Linked DNA regions of Homo sapiens: region 2 is linked to region 1. Evidence: chromatin loops called from intact Hi-C (ENCODE). Cell type or tissue: mammary epithelial cell. All regions are shown on one strand. Each heading gives the region's core, and the rest is flanking DNA. Links, peaks and the distances in the headings are about the cores only.

Region 1 (8,353 bases), core at 309-8,308:
TAATGCACTGACCTTGAAATAGAGGACACATCTTGGTAAAGGGGGCTCTCTGAGGAAACGAAAATATATTGATACTAGTTACAGTGTGATTTATTTTAGTGGACAGTAGCAAAATAGAGGCTGGGAATATTATAAAATGCCACTTCCTCATTCTAACCAACAAACTGAGGATTTAATCTAAATATTAACAAAAGTGCCTATACTTATGTCTATATATTTATGTATAAATAATAAAGAGATTGACCATTTTTGCTTGTGAATTTAACAAATTATGTCAATCTTCTAGCAAATTTTTATCAAACTGAGAAAAGTAACGCTACTTGTTTAGTGCTGTTTATTATCATTATGCTAACTTTCTGACAATTCTGGAAGGTAATAAACAGAGCACCAATTAAAAAAAAATTTAATTCTAAAATCTCATTATTAATTCCAAAATGTGGTTTGGACAACCAGTGACAATGAAATTTTTCTATGTCCATGTAAAATCATTTAGGTGTGTATAGGTTTGATTTAAATTATTTCCTCCTATTTGTGTATCACTATAAACAGATGTGGAGGATGAGATATAGGATATATTTTAAATGGAAATATTGTATTGCTTTGGGAAAATTCAAGACATTTAGTGCCTGAAGACCTCCAGATCTTGAAATTTAAGAAAATGGGATCCCACAGCAGTAATGGCTGAGCCAGAATCCTCAGTATTCTTGTGGGTGTTCCTGCCCCTACATTGTCAACTTCAATTTCTGCCATGAGAAGCACCTAGGACAGAGTTTGGAGACAGCAAGAAATATGGCAATATTGGCCAGTCTGCTGACTTACTTTAGAAATTTGGCTACTTTTCATGTCTTTCTTTTGAAACGGAGGAAAAAATTTACCTAGAGTTTAAGATCTCTTATTTAGTACAGGAGCTTCCAATTTTTAATAGCATAAACTTAATAATGAAAAATTATAGGCCCCTTACGTTGTAGTAGTTGTTCTCTTAGAATCTACTGATTAAGACAATTCATAATGATATAAAACTCTCTATTAGATCACTATGCACTTAAAGAATATAGATTTTATTAAAATCCATGCATCCATATTCATTATTCATGCTGCATATTTTATTAGAGCTAAATTAAGACCAAACTGACAGTGCTATGTGTACATATGAATTGTTGGATGCTCTTCTTGGAGTACCTGGTACCCCACTGATTCTGAACTCTTCCTCTAGTCCATTCACTTTGCAGTAAGTTATTTTTCTCACTCAGAATTGCTCTGAAACACTTACCCTATTCTCTTCTCACCATAGTCTATACTTAAGCATAGTGATTCTCTTAAATTGTCAGTCTGATCCTGGCATTCCTCTTCTCATAACCTCCTATCTCAGAATAGAAACGATACCATTGCCATGGCCTATAAGATATACATGATGGTGTTTCACCCCTTGGCATCATCACCGAGTGCTCTCTCACTCTCTCACCCAGGTCCAGACACATTCTCCTCATTGCTCTTTCCTGGATAACTGACCTTAACCACTCCCACCACAAAGCTTGAATGGGAAATGACCATTGTCTGGAATATTCTTTCACTTCCTTATGATATGAAACAATATAAAGGTGATTCATCTATAGTTTATTGTCTGAGTTTAGCTATTTTATTGAATGTATTAGACAATGAGAAATATTTTATTGAAGGCTTTACAGGGCAGGGAGGCATACATGTATGTGTTTTTATTCACCACTCTATCTCTCCTGGTTAGAACAGTGTCTGGCACATAGTAAGTACTCAACAAATATTTGTGAATAAATGAATAAATAAATGAATCAGTGAAAAAATGTATAATATGTCTGTCAAAGGTTTTGGAGAGCCTGAAACACTTTGAGGATGTGAAAGGGCATTTTTCTAAAAACATTGATTTTTCTGCTAATTTAAAGTACACTTCTTGATTAAGCATATTTTTAAATCTTTTTTTTAAATCGGGTGGAGAGAAAAGTATTAAAAATACAAAATACAGTTCTTCATTTAAAAATAATAATAATACCTAACATGTATATAGGATTTATTATTTCCAGACACTCTTATAACTGCTTTACACCTGTTTACTCACTTGAACCATAAAAGTATCCTATAGGGTATGAATTGTTATGTAATCTAAATTTTACAAAAAAGGAAACTGAGGTATAGAGAAGCTATATGACTTTCCTAAATTCAGTGAGTGTAAGGGCTAAAGATGAGACTAACATGTGGACAGTCTGGCTTCTGTGTTTTCACTCTTGTATTACTTGGGATTCTCCAGAGAATCAATAGGAGATATAAATATATATTAGAGAAGAGTTATTGTGGGAATTGGCTCACGTGATTATGAAGGCTGGAAATTCCCACAATATACCATGTGCAAGCTGGAGATCCAGGAAAGCCAGTGGTGTACTTTGTTCCTAGTCCAACAGCCTAAAAACTGGAGTGATGGGGTACGGGGGTGGAGGAGGAGCCACTGGTGTAAGTACTGGAGTCCAAAGGCCAGAGAACCAGGAGATCTGATGTCTGAGGGCAGGAGATGAAGGTTCCAGCTCAAGAAGAGAATTTGCCCTTCCTCCATGTTGGAGCCCTCTCATATTGGACGACACCCACCCACATTGGTGAGGAATGATTTTCTTTACTCAGTCTACTGATTTAACTACTAATCTCTTCCATAAACATCATAACTGTTAACCATCATATTGCAACACTGATTATTTAGCTTTTGTTCTCTGTCTCTCTTTCTCCCTCTTTCTTTCCTCTAAGCCCCACTGCATATATTAGGCAAAGGTAAAATGTATTTGAACTACAAGTCTCTGTATACCTGGCTACCTAAAGTACAGTCTGGAAATTGTCATTTTAGTTCAGTTAATATTATATTACATTACAATCCTAAGTCACTCACAAATTTAATTCTAAAACCAAATCTGATGAGAAAGAGAAAAAAAACCTTATATATCAAGCATGGTTCTTCTACAATCAGATTGTTACATTAAAAGTATCAATAATTATCCCTTTTAAATTTCCTATTATAATAGCTTATAACTTTTTAAATATAAGTGAATACATGTGAATGCTCTCATTTGAATGACTATTCCATTTAATTTGATATTTACCTATAGATAAGTGCTATGTTTCCTAATTACTTCTAAATAGGATAAATATTAAAATATATCTGCCATCTATTAAACCAGCCAAAAAGTCTATAAAAAATAAGAATTCAATATTCAATAAAATTAAAATGGAGAGCAAGACTGTTATCTCATTACAAGAGAACACAAAAAGTCAAATTAGCTGGAACTGAGATAAAATCTGAGACAGCACTTAAGATAGGAAGTCTTTATACAATGGTCAAGTTCATCTGAGTCAGAAACTCTTGAATGGTCCATTAACTATGGGCCTTTCTACCCTAATCACTATAGGAAGGTATCCTAGGATATAAGAAAGGAATTTACTTACCTTAACCAAGTCCACAATAAGCAGATGGGCTCCTTATTACACACAACTCACAGAATGGTTACAACCCATAGGGGGCAGCATAATGTTTTAAACTGTACTGAGCCCTCAATAACTATTGTTCCTTATTCTATCCTAAGATGCTATCATTCTGCCATTCTTCATTTTTCAATACACTAACATTTACCTACTCCTATCATGTGAATCATATTTTCCTTTGTATTTTTTTATTTATTCCATCCATAAACCTTGTTTTATTGCAAAGAAAGAAATGTGATGTTCTTTCAGGAACTCATAGCTTAGTTGGGGAGGCTGATATGACTGTTTTTGTGTCTTGGTGATAAATGCAAAAATAAGCACATATACATTTTACAGAGGTAAGGTAGAGGATATGTGGATTGGCCTGTGGAGGTATTATCTGCAAAGATTTTCTAAGCAATGCAATGCCTAAGTTGGAGTGTGAACGTACTTTAAAAAAAAAAATTCCTTAAGTAGGAAGAATAGAAAAACATTCCAGAAAGAAGTAACAAATAGTGTGAAAATTGTGAAAGTGTAAAAGGAATATAATGTATAGGAAACTTGAAAAAACTCAGATTTCCTGAAGTGCAAGTGAAATATAAAGCATTAGACCTGTGGAAAATGGTTATTGGGAGATTAAGTAGTTAAATATAAAAACACTTCAGATGTCATGGTGGTAGGCGATGTCGTCTTCTCCAGCACTCAGAAGGTAAAGACTAGACTTGAATTTTAGAGAGGTCTCTTTGGCAGCAGGATGAATTATGGATGATTTCTCAGTAAGAAAGTAGCAGTGGAAATAGGAAGTAACAGAAAGCATTTGAAGGTAAAAGAGATTTGCTAAATAGTTAGCTATTGGGTAGGAAGGATTTATATAAGATGGTTCTCAATTTTCTTGTATGTGAATTGGAATGAATCTACATTATTGTTTACTAAGACAGTGAATATGAGATAAAATAGTTGGGAGAAAAAAGAGATTTTCTTATTTTAGACATTTTATTTTATTTTATTTTATTTTATTATTATTATACTTTAACTTTTAGGGTATATGTACACAACGTGCAGGTTTGTTGCATATGTATACATGTACCATGTTGGTGTGCTGCACCCATTAACTCGTCATTTAGCATTAGGTATATCTCCTAATGCTATCCCTCCCCCTTCTCCCCACCCCACAACAGGCCCTGGTGTATGATGTTCCCCTTCCTGTGTCCCTGTGTTCTCATTGTTCAATTCCCACCTATGAGTGAGAATATGCGGTGTTTGGTTTTTTGTCCTTGCGATAGTTTGCTGAGAATGATGGTTTCCAGTTTCATCCATGTCCCTACAAAGGACATGAACTCATCATTTTTTATAGCTGCATAGTATTCCATGGTGTATATGTGCCACATTTTCTTAATCCAGTCTATCATTGTTGGACATTTGGGTTGGTTCCAAATCTTTGCTATTGTGAATAGTGCCGCTATAAACACACGTGTGCATGTGTCTTTATAGCAGCATGATTTATAATCCTTTGGGCATATACCCAGTAATGGGATGGCTGGGTCAAATGGTATTTCTAGTTCTAGATCTCTGAGGAATCGCCACACCAACTTCCACAATGGTTGAACTAGTTTACAGTCCCACCAACAGTGTGAAACTGTTCCTATTTCTCCACATCCTCTCCAGCACCTGTTGTTTCCTGACTTTTTAATGATCGACATTCTAACTGGTGTGAGATGGTATCTCATTGTGGTTTTGATTTGCATTTCTCTGATGGCCAGTGATGATGAGCATTTTTTCATGTGTTTTTTGGCTACATAAATGTCTTCTTTTGAGAAGTGTCTGTTCATATCCTTTGCCCACTTTTTGATGGGGTTGTTTGTTTTTTTCTTGTAAATTTGTTTGAGTTCATTGTAGATTCTGGATATTAGCCCTTTGTCAGATGAGTAGGTTGCGAAAATTTTCTCCCATTCTGTAGGTTGCCTGTTCACTCTGATGGTAGTTTCTTTTGCTGTGCAGAAGCTCTTTAGTTTAATTAGATCCCATTTGTCAATTCTGGCTTTTGTTGCCATTGCTTTTTGTGTTTTAGACATGAAGTCCTTGCCCATGCCTATGTCCTGAATGGTATTGCCTAGGTTTTCTTCTAGGGTTTTTATGGTTTTAGGTCTAACACGTAAGTCTTTAATCCATCTTGAATTACTGTTTGTATAAGGTGTAAGGAAGGGATTGAGTTTCAGCTTTCTACATATGGCTAGCCAGTTTTCCCAGCACCATTTATTAAACAGGGAATCCTTTCCCCATTTCTTGTTTTTGTCAGGTTTGTCAAAGATCAGATAGTTGTAGCTATGTGGCATTATTTCTGAGGGCTCTGTTCTGTTCCATTGGTCTATATCTCTGTTTTGGTACCAGTACCATGCTGTTTTGGTTACTGTAGCCTTGTAGTATAGTTTGAAGGCAGGTAGTGTGATGCCTCCAGCTTTGTTCTTTTGGCTTAGAATTGACTTGGTGATGCGGGCTCTTTTTTGGTTCCATATGAACTTTAAAGTAATATTATCCAATTCTGTGAAGAAAGTCATTGGTAGCTTGATGGGGATGGTATTGAATCTATAAATTACCTTGGGCAGTATATTTTAAATGTGTAGGCCATCCGTGTTAAAATCTATTTGGATATTAAGCTTATGTATTTTTGTTTTAAAAACCTTAATTTCCAGGGTAAATGAATAATTAAAGCTAAAGAGTTTTAAGTCTTGAAAGTAACATTACATTTATGTAGGAATTTTAAATATAAAAAGTTCTTGTTTGCTTTTTCTCAGAATTGTTATTGCTTAATAATGATTATAATGCAGCCATAGAAAAGAATGAGTTCATGTCCTTCGCAGGGACATGGAGGAAGCTGGACACCATCATTTTCAGCAAACTAACACAGGAACAAAAAACCAAACACCGCATGTTCTAATTCATAAGTGGGAGTTGAACAATGGGGACGCATGGACACAGGGAGAGGAACATCCCACACAGGGGCCTGTCGGGGGATGGGGGGCAAAGGAAGGGAGAGCATTAGGACAAATACCTAATGCAAGCAGGGCTTAAAACCTAGATGACAGCTTGATGGGTACAGCAAACCACCATGGCACATGTATACCTATGTAACAAACATGCACGTTCAGCACATGTATCCCAGAACTTAAAATAAAATTAATAATAGCAATAATGATTATAAGTATGTAGCTATGAAATAGAAACCCTGTGCAACCGGCTTTTAGAGACATTTAACTTTGCAAAATCTTTTTTTCCTGTCGCTCTAGGACCAGGATGAATAGCACAGTTTCTCTTAGGTTCTTCACCTTTGTTCATGATTATCATAAAAAACGAAGTCTCTCAAATAACTCAGCTGAATGTCAGCACAAAAGCATTTTTATTTTTAGGAAAAGTGCTAGTTTCTAACCTTGTGACAACAATTTTAAAAAGTGAAGTAACCTGTAGGCTTTTCTGGATACCTAATTTATCCATCTGAATAGCTATATAATAGCAATGCTTGAACAGAGCTGAAATCTGGAAGGGAAGTATGGATTTGGGATATGGATTAGGGTGGGATCAGATTCACAAAACGTTTTGCAAGTAGAAGGAGGGAATAATGTATATTGAATTAGGCAAAGGCAAGTCAGCAAGAAAAAAGCAGGAGCATGACGAGAAAAGCCCAGAATAATAACGTGACGGTATTATTACATGTTTCTTAAAGAAATAAGAAAATGACAAAAAGTACAAAAGCTAATTCAAAAGTCTTTATACTTTGACAAAAAGTACAAAAGACACACTATGTGTGTCTCTGGGTTTTATGAATATCTACATTGTTTATGAATAAAATAAGAAAATTCTTTGCTTTCATTGAACCCTTTTGGTGTGACCTGCTATTCTTTCATAAGTTTGGGTTCAGTTTTCTTTTGTATTTTAGTATTCCTCTTCCCTATGGATGTATGATTCCGAATTTGATATGTGGAAGAAAGAATCACGCAGATGTCTAGAATTCTTATCTCTTCTCCCAGTAGGTTTGTTTTTAATTCACTCTCCCACACTTGTACTTCTAACCTCCTTAATAAAAATGAAATCCCTTTTTATTCATTAGCATTTTAATAGAAAAAGAAGACTACAATAATAGTATAGTCTATGTCCATATGCTATGTTAAATAGGACAGAGCATTCCATAATTCCCAGAAGAAAAGTTTCATGCAGACTAAATACAGCATTTTGATTGTATCAGCACTGGATATGATACTACTTTCTATCCACAAAGCAATTATGGTTAAGACACCTAAATTTCTAAAATTAACATGTGATTATTTTCCCTATGTTGTAAGACTATATGGCATTTCCAAAATTCTTTGAACTATTATGAGGCATAATTGAAATATAACTATTTTAGATCTAATGAAATCTTAAAGTAAAACAGCCATTGCAGTTCTCCCTCAGGCTATACAGGGCTGTGTCAGCCAACCCAACAACGCTCCAAATGTATTACCTTGGAAAAGCTAATATATTAACGTGTTTCAAAATCTGTCTTTCTCTTTGAAAAGCATATGTATGGAAAGCTTCTTGTCAAACACATTGTAGTTTACAATGGCCATCATGAGTCAAATAAATTGTTCAACTATGATCCATTCAATGATCCTCTAAGTACAAGATTGTGACACATGTACTCTGTTGGCTTGGGGATGGAGGTATCATCAAGGAAAAAATATGTAAAGGACTAATAAATAATTTGCCATAATGTGTAGACTTTCTTAATATAAAATAGATAAGTAAATAGAAAAAAGCAAAACCTAGGTCTACCGGACTATTTTTATTTGATATTTTAATTTATTCTTTTAAAGCATGTTTGGGATTACAATAGTTTTCAGTTTCTTGT
Region 2 (8,353 bases), core at 177-8,176, 520 kb after region 1:
TAAAGTTCAAGCTATTAAAATACTAATTAAGAATTCTGCCATTGGGATTTCATTCAGACTATAGGGCTGTGCAGATTCAATTCTTTCAGTATTACCTACTAAGTGTTTAAATTTGGGCAAACCCTTAACATTCTGAGCCTCAGTTTGTCCATCTGTGAAACAGAGGCAGTAACACCTTACCCAAAGACTCTAGCAATTATTTGAGAAGATACATGTGAAAGCAGCATGTACTATAATTAAGAAATAAATTACAATTATTAAATTAATTACATATATACTACTAGAAGCATATATTGTATAAGAAGTGAGATATTCTTGATGCTATTTCTAATCATTGTTAGCTTTCCATGTTACATATATAAAGTATGTGTAAAACAGTTGATTAATTTCCTGTCATTTAAGTGTTATAAATAATATAGTCCTTTGCAAATTAGATATATTTAAGATCTTTCATTATGGAGATGGAGAAATATCAAGGAATATATCACCATTTAAATATCTCCTCATTTAGGGCCAGGCATGGTGGCTCATGGCTGTAATCCCAGCACTTTGGGAGGCTGAGGCAGGTGGATCACAAGGTCAGGAGTTCAAGACCAGTCTGGCCAACATGGTGAAACCCCGTCTCTACCAAAAATACAAAAAATTAGCCAGGCATGGTGGCACCCACCTATAATCCCAGCTACTTGGGAGGCTGAGGCAGGAGAATGGCTTGAACCCAGGAGGCAGAGGTTGCAGTGAGCCAAGATCTCGCCATTGCACACCAGCCTGGATGACAGAGCAAGACTCCATCTCAAGGAAAAATATATATATATGTGTATATATGTATATATATATATAAAATAAATAAATAAATATATTTATATTGCTGCTCTTATAGAACACACAGGCTAATGTAAGAGATAAACACTAAAGAGATATATAGAAAGGAATTTAATTGTAATTGTGATAAGTACCTTGAAGGAAAGATACAGTAAATTATAGAAGTATATAATAACTGGTGGAGATTGCCAAAGAAGGCGTCTCAGAGATGATTTAACCTCTAAGAGAGTTCAAAGAATTAAGGCCAATAGAACTATAAAATTTTGTAAATTGGTCAAAGCATACCAAGTTCACCCACATCTCTGAAATATCTGAACTTACTTTATATTTATACCTAATTAAGGAGCCTAGATTATTTCTGGTCTTCCCTTAATTTATATGCACAAACTGAATATAGACATTTAAATATAAATACAAATTTTGTTACTATTCCTTAACCAGTCAAGCTTATCTATAACAGATTTGATACTGGGTTGTTATTTACTATTGACAATTTTTGAACAATTATCTTGTATGAACATGTTCTGTGGAATGAGACGATGGAAAAATGAGGAAAATGTTACTGTGGAAATGACAACACTGGTTATTCTCAGAAAGCTTCTTTGAGAAACAGGGAGTTTATTTATGGCTAATTTAGCGAATTTGATATTGATTCTGAAGTATACCATCTGCCCAGATCATGGGGTAGCACATATTTTATATAACCCCAAATTATTCAAGTGATGGGCTTTAAAGTTTAAAAGAAAGTTAGGTTAAGCAATTTATGAGCTCTAAAATTAAAATCTATGTATTCGCAAAACAAATGAATTTCCCAAATAAGTTAGACATACATTTAAGAGACTTGTCATGATGGTTGACAATACATGAGCGTCCAAGAAAAATATATCGAAGTTTGAATATTTCAAACTCCCAGAATATTCAAAAGGCTTTTGCCAGCCTGCTCTAAAGCTGTTGCGTTAATGCCTGCCCCTCCTTCACCTGTTTCTCTCTTAAATTTGATGTGATCTATCTATGTATGTCTATATATTCAGCAATACAAATAAAATAATTGAAATTTACATTTTAATGTGTTGTCTTCATGTGTCTTGATAATATATATTAAGCTTGAATTTTGTGAGGAAATTAATATGATTTACTAAGAAAATTTCAGCAAAATTTGTCTATTAATGAGGGGAAAGGAAAAGTAGAGGTCATACTTAATAATGCTGACAGATCTTTATGTTTCTAAAAGATTTCAGTCTACATCAGTGGAAGCAATGTATATTAGAATGTATTTGTTTATCCAACCATTACCTTCTTATCACATTAGGAATGAAGGCACCACTTAGCACACTGGGCTGGTGTGCGCCTGGCATTCTGAACCTTAATCTGACTAATGCTCCCATTGCAAGATGTAAATAGATTACAAAGAAAAATTCAATATTTTCTCCCTTCTCCCACCAGAGCAGCCCACATTAGTTGTTTCCTGCCATATAATTGCATTACATGCCGGGATGTAATCCATGGTTAATGGCAGTCACAGTCAACTGTCACTTTGCTTTTAGCCTCGGTCATTCAGTATGATTTACATATTTAGCAACCATGACGAGACCTAGATTTGTCAAACCACTTGTGGAGGTTGTGATGCTAACTGCTACCAAGAAAATTTTTGTTGTTGTTGTTGAAGGACATCTTTGCAGGCGGTAATGCACGTAGATGCAGAGCATCTGTAATGTAAATTAATTAATTTATCAAGTATTTTTGTGTCCTTAAAAATATTTACTACATTACTGGATTAATACTTCTGATTAATAATTTTCATTACCTGGAAATTAATTTTTGTTTTAGTTTCTTATCAATTAAACAAACTTTTAAAAATAAAAAAATTACTTTTGCTTAGTAGTAACAAACATATAAACTTGTCTCCATAAACCTGGCATAAAAATGTTGAAAATCTAATTTATCACAGCTATTAACAAAACATATAATTGCATATAATAAATCTTTGAACCCCATTGAAATGTCAGAGATGGTAAATTTTAGGAGATTTTGTTATGTAAAATTGATATCAATTTAAATGCACTTAAGTCATTTAGTTATTCATATGAAACTCTCCTCCCTGGGGTAACTTGAATGCCCAAAGATTGGCAGAATGAAAGGTGAAGGCCTCTCATTGCTTTATTTTATACATGAACTCTCTTTTCAGAACCATGCCTGGTTTCCCATAACACATCGTTCTGGGAGAAGAGGGTTAAACAATTATTAGCTGTGAGTGAGGAATTCTTATTGTTTGGTTGAAAATAGTCCATCCAGTTTCTTTGTAAAAATCCCGATGATCTGTAAGCCTAAGAATAATTGCCTTACTCCAATCCACTTCTCATACCTTCATCAGAGTGGTGTGCCTGTGTGTATGAATATGTATGTAAAATACAAAAGTAATGATTTTTTACTTTATTTTTGCACAATTTTCGTGTGTTCCCTCATCAAGTTCCAGCTTGAACCTTTAAATGTTTCCTATCGCCAACTTAAAGGAAATCACAGTTCCCTGTAGGAATGGGGCATGCCAGGTCCTCCACCTTCTCGCTCCTGCCTCCTGCCTCCTTCTCCAGACCCATTTTCATTTCCATATTCCACTTACAGTGCCATGTTCTCCCAGCACTTGGTGCCCAGTGTCTGATATGCTACTTCCTTCGCATCTAACAAGTAGTCACATACCCTTCAAGTTTCTGCCAAAACAAGATGATCTGAACAAAGCAACCTTCTTCCCTTGAATCTTCTTCCAGACAATACCCAGAATGTAGCCCCTTCCCCAACTTCCTCAGAAGAAAACTTCCACCTCTTCATTTCCACAGTAATTGGTACATATTTAAATTTGTATTGATTTTTTTTTCCATTGCATTGGTCTGAATGTCGACATCTTTCTCCCACATGTACGAGAAAACCCTTCAAGGGAAGGGAGTGTTGATCAGCTTTATCTCCTATGCATCTAGCAGGGGACCTAGCTAAAATGAAAGCTGCGTTGAGAGCAGATCTGGTTACTGTTGTATCCATGAAACCTAAATAGAGGTTATGCAAGTATCTGCTGAAGGAATGAATCAGTGTACCTACTAAGTGAAGAGATGTGGATTGTGTTCTGGTGGTTCAACATTTCTCTATCAATTTCTGTATCTTGGTGTTCATTGTTTTCCTCCATGTAATTTAATTATGTTGGACATTTAACACTTTTAATACTAATGGCATGTGGAGGAGAGGCAGCTTCCATTTTTCCTAATAATTCAGCAGAGCATTTCTATTATGTCTAGCCTGCCATAAAAATGTTGACGTCAGAAAACACTTTGATCCTGATATTAACACTTTGATCCTGATATTAACCCGATATTAACAAAAGCAATCTTTTGTTAAAGAACCCCCCGACAAATACAATTAAAAATATGCAAGTGTTGCTAAACTCTCCTTTGTGGTGCTTAGGTTTGTCTTCTGCCCTGATATTATTAGCTTCTGCTAATTTGACAAGGTCAGCAGTGGCACTATCTGCCTTGCCATTATCAAAGGTTGTAAGGCATTTCTCTTGGATGAATCACAAAATCATTAACTTCTCTATCACTGAAAGAGCTTCCCAGCTATTCTTTCTGTCTTTCTGAATCAATATCCCCAGGGTATCAGTGTCCTTTTATATTCAACAGAAATTATGAAATCATTCCACCCGTTTCTCAGGGCACTAGCTAATGGGGACCTGAAGAAGACTTTAATTGTCTCTGACAACAACTCAACCACTTTTTTCTTCATATGTGGATCCTGTTCTGCCCAGTAAAAGAAGGGACAAACCAAGTTAGGAAAATGCCGAGGCAAATTTCGGACAGTGTTGAAGAATATTCCACAGGCTTTTATTAAACTCCCATTCTATGGAGATTATATAACATTCATTAATGTACTTTATACCAAAAGATGTTCCTTGATTTTCAGTGTCAGAGATGTCCAAGTTACTGTATGACAACTTGCCTGGGAAAGTCTGGTTATTTGATTTTTCTACAGCACACTACCCTTAAGGTAAAAATTTAAAGATAATAAATTCTGAAGGACTAAATAACATTAAAGGAATGTATTAAAACCATTTTCAAATCTATATGCCTATGTGTATATGAAGAGAGAACTAGTACAGAGATATATGTATATGACTTGCTTTAATTCTGTATTCTCAGTGGCTGGTACACAGTGGGCACTGAAAAAATAGTTTTGAATAAAAAATTAAGGAAAAAAAGAATGATTATTAGCTATAGCTAGTGTTTTTAAGGCAGCTATAGTCATTCACGTATTTATAACTGAGAGCAGAGTGTGGCTTGCCCTCTAGTGGTCTGTTTTAGCGAACTTTAATCCTGGCCTTTGAAAGATAAATATTTACTTGATAATAGTAAAGTATTTATAGTAAAATATTTACAAATGGATGGTAAAATAATTTTCATTTTTAATAAACATATGTCTAATAAAGCTTTCTTTTGTCCATTTTAAAATTTTATGGTGAAACATCAAAGAGAATTTGGAAAACTAGAAATAAAAGGACTTTACCTTTTAGAAAAATGAAAATATTTAATATATGACATTGATATTTTAAGCCATATATTATTGTTTTTTAGTTATACTTCCAATTTCTGTGCCTTACGTAAAATACGGAGAGGACTTTAAATTGTTTTTCCTGTCTTCTATTACATGTCAAGTGTTTCACAGATGGAAAACAGAATCTATCTAACAATATTGTAATTATCGACGTGAAACGCAAACGCACTCTTCTTTTGGAATGTTCTAATTATGGCTACTTAGGAAACTACTGACAATTTATATACTAGTGTGGCTGATTAATACTTACCTTTTCATGTTATTTATATTGTTTATATTTGATTACTATTATGCAAATAATTATTTGAATTAAAATGGCCTGCTACTCTAACATCAAATATAATAATATACTGAGAATACAATTAAATGAACATACATAAACACATTTCACGAAATGTATTTTTCTCTCAAGAATTCACTAATTATCTAGTAATTGTGTTCAGTCTAGGTAGTTGCAGTTATTTTTAAATGAATTAATAACAGGGTACACACATTTTAAATAATATTTTAAGCAACAGGCATTTAATCAGTTATGTAAAAGAATGGATGTCAAGCTTCAGATTTTTTATTAAATTTCTTCATCTTATTTGTTGATTTTAGCATCTTTCTTTATTTTAGTTTATGATTTATATAATAGAAATAAAGGTGGAATTTTTCTAGCTACAATTCAGGGCCTAGAAATTAGGAGTTGAGGGCTGAAATATGTGCAAAGGAGCATAGAATTATAGACTAAGATTCTGTGAGGAATCAAAACTTTAGTCTGTATTGCACTATACTCTGACTTACTATCATCAGATATAACATTAATAGTTATATTGAAAAGTATAGGTACAGACTGCAAAAAAATGTATGGTTACTAGAAAAAAACTACAAAAAAATTTTCTCTGGGCTTCAAAGTTTTTAATTGTGATAATAATCGAGAATAAACTTAATCAGATGTTATTAAATATTTTTTATTTTTGGTATTCCACTTATATATGTCAAAATTCCTACTTGTTAGAAAATTAAGCTTTTCACTCAATTCTCCCAGATTTACTTAAACTCATTTTTGAAATTCAGCATTATGTAGGAATGCTACATATCATTTCCATAGGAAATTGTGACTGTAACACCAGTTTCAAAATTAAAATGATTTTCAGTTCTCTTCCTGAATCTAGAATATTCATGTCTAGATTTCTAATAGTTTCTGGAAGAAAGAAGATGTTTACTCCTCCAATAAATTTGGGATACTATATTAAAAATATTCTTTACTGTAGGACATCTCAAGGCCCATTAAAATTAATGTGTAATATTAATCTCCAAGATGGGTTATAACATACAGCTCATTCTCAAGTTATTTGAGGATTCCTTTTTCTAGAAACTTTGACCAATACCAAATGCTGATCTGGTTTTTTCCTTTTTGGGAACAAACTAGACTTGAGTAAGTCACTGAAAAATGAGTAACAGTAAAAATGGAGAGAAACGAAAACACATCAAAGAAAGAGGGACATAATGAGTCACAGCATGAATAAAAACATAATTTCAAAGGGCATTTTTTTTAGTTCAGCCTGTCTGGAGCAGAGAATTCATATTGACAAATACTGTTTATTGAATTTGAGCCAATAACAAGATCAGATTGTACAGAGTCTAATTGCCAGGTTAAGGGATTTAGGCTTTATCATATAATGTACAAGAAGCCATTACAAGTTTTTAATAAAATAGATGATAATGTCCATCATTTATTAAGCACTTGTCTTAGAAGCTTTTCTAAGTGCTTTCCCTGTATTAACTCATTTATTTCTCTCAACAGTCCTTTGGTGTAGGTAGAGAATAACGGAACAAAATGTCAATTAACTTTCCCAGGGTCTATAGCCTAGTGGATGTTGGAGCTGGCATGTGTAGATCCCTAAGCAGTGTAATTCCAGAATTGTTGCCTTTAAACCCTATTCTATGGTATAAAGAGTATCCTGTATAGGGAGATTAATCTGGAACCATATGAAGGATGGATCCAAGAAGCAGAAGACTGGAAGAAAAATTGGTTGGTCAGGAGGCTTTTCCAATAAACCAAGTGTGAGATCCTAAAGTGTTTAATGGGATGCCAAGAGGAATGGAAAGAAAAGGGTGAGGTTTAGAGATTCAAAGAAGGTAACATTGATACTAAACATTTGACTTAATTCATGGCTTCACATTGATCCAGGGAAGTGGAGTTCCCTGTATGCGTTTTAGCTGATGGTAGCATTAACAACAAGATGACAGAGAAATTATGATACCACTGACAAAACTGAGGAACTCATACAGAAGAAACAGTCATAGGGGAAGACGATGAGTCTGAGTTTTGAAGATCTTTAGTTGGAAATGATGTCAGCATACTAGAATTATGTGACTCTATATCGAGAGGAATAAATGGCTATACATAGAGACTTGGAGTCTTCAGCACCAACATGATGGTTGTGATCAGGGGAGGCTACGAATTTTTTCAGGACAAGGATGAGACAGGAAGAGCTGAGGCTAGAGAATGGGTCTTGGGATCCGCTAAGTGCTACAAGTGTGTAGAGGAAGAAAAATCAGAGAGGAAACTAATATTTTAAAAAGGAAATTGTAATGTTGCAGAGCCATGTAGACAAATATCCTTAAAATGATGACATGCAACACTGTAAAAAAGGACAAAAAAGAGAACCAGGAAGAGGGGTGGCAGTTAAACCATCTCATTGGTTTGGACTGTTTAGATGTTGTTAAAAAGAATTCAGTGAGTCATTCCAGAGTTAGCAGCTGTCGTTTATCTATCCTAATTATCTAATGGTGCCTCATTAGCTCATTTTTTCTGGTCAGTTTAAATAGATAAACACTTTCCTTTGTATCTGCTGATTAATTTACTTGGTATGATATTATATTAAAGAAGAATTGAAAATGATTATTCTCCCATCATTTAAAAAAGTATGTTTGATAGTTTCAAATTCATGAGAGT

Evidence for each region. Peaks named below come from ENCODE experiments on the same cell type or tissue, not always from the same donor. Only the 100,000 strongest peaks of a DNase experiment are listed, where the experiment ranks them.
Region 2: a loop joins it to region 1, with 14 times the contacts of the local background. A loop is called at or near these places in 6 of 110 quality-filtered maps.

The regions. Positions count from the first base shown.
Region 1 is chr4:96,031,072-96,039,424 of GRCh38, reverse strand. No RefSeq gene overlaps it. Among named protein-coding and RNA genes, the nearest start is that of PDHA2, 200 kb to the right of the region's middle. In mammary epithelial cell, for the core only: a CTCF peak has its summit at 3,520 (motif pointing right); no DNase peak of the experiment used is centred there.
Region 2 is chr4:95,507,130-95,515,482 of GRCh38, reverse strand. All of the region lies in intron 1 of UNC5C (unc-5 netrin receptor C), which reads left to right. Among named protein-coding and RNA genes, the nearest start is that of UNC5C, 38 kb to the left of the region's middle. In mammary epithelial cell, for the core only: a CTCF peak has its summit at 5,129 (motif pointing left); no DNase peak of the experiment used is centred there; H3K27ac peaks cover 585 bases.